Regions from separate parts of the Homo sapiens genome. Here region 1 is linked to region 2. Evidence: chromatin loops called from intact Hi-C (ENCODE). Cell type or tissue: A673. All regions are shown on one strand.

What was found. Hi-C counts contacts between places; a loop is a spot of excess contacts. Peaks named below come from ENCODE experiments on the same cell type or tissue, not always from the same donor. Only the 100,000 strongest peaks of a DNase experiment are listed, where the experiment ranks them.
Region 1: it touches region 2 in a loop (2.4-fold over the local background); 4 of 110 quality-filtered maps call a loop at or near these places.

What each region holds. Positions count from the first base shown.
Region 1 is chr3:89,576,856-89,579,355 of GRCh38, reverse strand. No RefSeq gene overlaps it. Among named protein-coding and RNA genes, the nearest start is that of EPHA3, 470 kb to the right of the region's middle. In A673, no CTCF peak of the experiment used is centred here; a DNase peak (open chromatin) is centred at 1,005; H3K27ac peaks cover 1,332 bases.
Region 2 is chr3:89,850,775-89,853,274 of GRCh38, reverse strand. No RefSeq gene overlaps it. Among named protein-coding and RNA genes, the nearest start is that of EPHA3, 740 kb to the right of the region's middle. In A673, a CTCF peak has its summit at 1,036 (motif pointing right); a DNase peak (open chromatin) is centred at 1,084.

The sequences.
Region 1 (2,500 bases), 270 kb after region 2:
CTACGGTTCTCATAGAACCTAGAGACAATCATATAAATAGAATCAATATATTGATAGTTCCAGATTGCTGACAAGGAAAATAAATTAAGTTTCCATGTGAGTTTGTTGCATTTCATATAGGAGCCAGGATAAAATGAAGTTGTTAATTTTCTTGGCTACTCATTATCAACACTTAATATTAACTTTGAACATAATATGATTTACAAATTACTTTTCACATAATTCTGCTCTGTCAAATAAACATGACCATAATGAATAAAAGCTTGTTATAATATTGTATAGACTATATGGTACCTGTTATTGCCATCTAACAAACATACTTAGTAATAATAGATGAAGCCATAATTTAGATGTTTGACACATTTTCAGTTAGCTTTCTTGATGTATAGCTTTCTGTACAATTAATCATTAATAATAGAAGATTTTCTGCAATTAATCAGTCCTTTTGCTGTTGATTCAGTTTTAACAGCCTTTAAGCCATATAAAATGTTCAAAATAGTTTGATTAAACACTTCAGATCAATTTCAAAATGGTATCTATACATGTTTAATACTGGAGAGTCAAACAATTAATGTGGTGATTCTCATTCCAGTTTTAGCTTTTTGTTGTACCTCTTATCGGACATTAAAAATTGCTGCGGTGCATGCAGCATAAGAAATTTTCAGTTTTCTAAAATTGTCCCCTGTCATTTCTCTAAGGAAATGCTGTCTTGATTTTAGTCACTAAGTCCTTGCTCCGCTGAAACAAAAACAAAACTGCAGAGCTTAGTGCAACATACCTCTCCTGCTGAGACCCCATCGGTCCAGGTGTTAAAATTTGGACACTTTTTTTTCATACCCTTGATATATGAAAACAAAACCAGAAGGAAGCTTGTTGAGGAAACTGTGTTTTAAACAGTAGTAGCTCAATCTGTTGATTTACAGGCTACTGATTTACAAGCTGTGAATGAATTGAAGCCTTCAGCAACAGGAAGCTCTGCCATTGGGAAACCCTATAGCTACAGCTGGAGCCCAGGGACCTGCTTGACTGCTTACAGGAAAACTCACTCCAGGAGCCCCCTGTAATCAGAGTTGTTAAGCAGAAGGAAATGTCTTCAGTGTTCTTACATGGCTCTTAATCAGATACTGACAGAGTGCCTTTGATCAACACATTTGCACCATGAGGTTAACCATAGGGTTCAGTATGTCCACATAGATTTCACAGTCAGCTCCCAATGTACACAACCAACAGAGAAGCTATTCAAACTCGATCCTGTTGCTGGCTCCATTTCTGTCCTCTCAACCTCCGGGGTCTGTTGTGAGGATTAATGAACTACATTTTTCAAGTATCTTGCCATCTCTTAACCAGAACTGAGAGCAAACCATGAGGCATTGTTGTGGAGGCCTGTTTGTTACTTCTTTGATATCTCCACGTCTTAATTGAAACCTTAGACAGTGGCACCAGTCCGCTGCCCTGTGTTAGGCCTTTAAGAACACAGTAGTGGAGAGAAAGAAACCTCAGGGAGGAATTATCTCACAGACAGAGATCACTGGTGGGTGAAATGGCCCTGGCTGTGTTATTTTTCATTTGCCAGCTTGGTTGGTATCCAGAATCCGTGACTTGAAATGAAACTACTGTACAGTGGCAGAGCAGAGAAACAAAGTTGGTGCAGAGGTGCCCGAGAAAGCAGCTCACAAGGTGCATCCCAAATTGGTTCCGGCGAGAGTTATATATTTTTCTGTCACTTTAATTGCCTGTGAAATATTTCATGTACTTTGTGTTAGTGGACAAGATGGATTAACTCCATTTTGTTGTAGGGAGAAAGAAATTACTGGGTCTGCACTGAACTTGATGTGGGGAGATATGGGTAACGTGATACTGCTACGTTTTTGAGTAGGTATTACTCATGACAGGATGAAAGTTTATCTCTTCAAACTGATGTATTCACCGGATAATACAGAAAAATATAAACAAAAATAGGTCATGAAATTGTGCAAAACTACAGATTACAGTCATGTCTAAAATAGGAATAAAATAATTGTAACAGAAAACTAAAATCTAAGAAGAGCTTTTTTTAAACTTAAATGTTGACATAGGATTGACAATATTCAAGAGTTACCAAGAAAAACAAAAGCAACTGTTAGAAAGAAATCTGCTTTTAAAAAGTATTTACATCTACTCTTTTAAGCAGTAAATATAAAATTCAAAATATAGCTACTTTCATAGTACTTAAACTACTTGGTTTCACGAGAAAAGCACACACAGGAAATTGAAGAATTATTTTGCATGCTCTAGTTATTGACCTGTAAAAATAAATAGGGAAAAATCAGTGAGGCAAAATAAGAGATAAGTGGTTATGATTACTTTTTGATATAATACCCTGAACTTTAGAGTGATTAAAATTTAGTAAGGAAATTTTTTCGTTGTATTTTTTCAAATTGGCTAAAGTTATGATAATTTAGGGGAGTAGTTAACAACTTTACCTCCCAGGCATCAACATTTACTTCAGATGGAGTCTCAC
Region 2 (2,500 bases):
TAAAGGAACAAATATATTAAGAGGGATGAAAGAGTAGAATTTTGGCAATAGTGTCTGGACATGAAATATCTTGGTGCCACATTTTATACTGCTGATGGTTTGATGATTTGCCCTGTAACAGTGAAACTAATTTAGAAAATACATATCTATAGCTGCAAATTTCCAGAGGTAACATTATTTTTTTACCCACAAATAATTCTGTCCTTACTGAGATGGGGAATAAATACTGTTACCTGTTGTTCTCATAGGGTAAATAATTTATATTTTCTTCTTCACAAAAAGAAAGTTTGGTTTTGGCTCAGTGTTGGCTATTTTATTTACTTTTGTTTTTGTTATTGTAGTTGCTTTATGAGAACGATAAGTATCTGTAGCATCAACTTAATAAAATTACGTCCCGAACATTGAGTTGGCAAAATAAGCCAACTCTGTATATTTAGGAACAAGCGGCCCATACCTCGTTATTTGTCATCATTCCTTTCCACTCATTTCAAATTCTGCTTATATGTTGCCAGGTGTTATATGTTTATACTTCCAAGTGTTTACTGCATGGGTTGATGGAAACACTAGCTGATCTAACACTACCTGTAATACTAATAAATGTTTTTAAAGTAATGTTGTGTTCATCCTTTAAATAAAAATAAAAACCTAAGGCAAATAGCAGCCCACTAAGCCATTTTTAGTGTGTTGTCCATTTCTTTTCTCTTTTTTCCTGCTTTCTTTTTGCTGTATCTCTGTTCATATTCATGAACCCTTGGCTTCTTTTACTTATCCTCTGTCCAGAAGACTATGTGTGGAAAGAAACATTTAAAAATGAATATTGTTAAGGTTAGGAAATATCTGTTTCAATTCTATTCCTCAAGTTCTGTTAAAAAAAGAAATGGATTTTCCCTAAGAATTGGGGACCTTAATGATAAATACTGACACGCGTTTTAAATTAAACACACTACTTTTTGTTGATTACCTTTAAAGTCTAACTCACTATGGTTTTACTTGCAGAGCAAAGCATTCTCTAACCCAGTCCAGCGCCTCCCGTAGGGGTTCTATGGCCACTTGGTGGCGATGTTGTAGAGGGGATTCATTAGCGGGCTGGGGGTTAGAAACCCGAGGCCCTTTCCAATCCCTGGGCTAGCACCATGATTTACTGAATCACAGCCCTCTAGTTATGTCTTAATTATTTAGAGGGCCTCGTAGCACAGCGACTGGCTCAAATTTCCAATGACAGAGTGATAAAACATGTTACATATACTTACTTTTAACAAAAATAGTTACCATACAAATGTACCAAAAGCTAGCAGAATTAAAGAAAATACTTCAATTTTTTTATTTTTTTCAAAGTAACTACAAGGCACATGAAATGTAAAATAAATAAGTGTTTGAACAAAAAAAGAAATCCAAAAACAAAAACAAAACTGAGTTCATCTCATGTAAACAAAGGTTATGACATACCGAGTCCTGTGAAGTCTGGATCTAATTTACCACCACAGCTTTGTATGGTATTCAATTTTCCCTATGAACATAATATTGAAGCCAAAGTGAACTCATTTTCCCCTGCAGATTCTATGTCTTTTAACGCCTCCATTTCTATGTTTATGTTGCTTCCTCTAACCGGAATACCCTCCCATCCATAGTCCCCCAAACCGCTACGAGTCTCCCCATCTTTAGATAGCTATCCCTAGTCTTCATCTGTTACTTACTCCTCAACAAAACATTGCAAGTGTACTTTAATCAGCCGCATGCACATCTGTTCTCCTAATAAAATATGAGTTTCTTAAGGGGAGAAACCATTTTCATTCTTTTTCTTGTTGCTTTCTTTGTTTCTTTCCTTCCTCCTTCTCCTCTCCCCTACTCCATAACTATGACATGGCTATAGCAGATCTGAAATTGTGCAAGTATTGCAGGTATGATAAGTACAGTATGGTACCTAATCTTATGGTGTTTACAATCTAGCAAGAAACACAGTCAAGCAAATAAACAATTATCTGTATGTGCTTTGTTGGGGGACAAGCATATGGCACAGTAATTCAGGGCCTGGAAATAATGATAAAAGTTAAATGTACTAAGTAGTCACTGTGACACAAACACTTTTTAAAGATTTTACATATGTTAACTTTTTAATCATGACAACAATCCAGGTAGTAGATGCAATTATTATGCTGATTTTACCTGTGAGGATTTAGAGGCCTAGAGAGACGAAAATCATTTATTCTGAGAAAAACAGCTGGATTTCAACTAAGGTGCTTCGGCTCCAGAGAGTATAGTTTTAGGCACTGTCTATAGCACCTTTCATTTTCTATATATATATACACAGCAGAAATATGGATTAATTAATTAATTATTGAAACAATTTCTATGGTATATATGAAAATCAGTTTCTAATTAACAAGTCATAATATGACATATTATTCTCAGATTAATAACATTTTTTATTTTACATACATACCATACTTTTAATCTGTGTTCCATGTACTTTTTTCTCTGAATTATGCTTATATTTTTATAA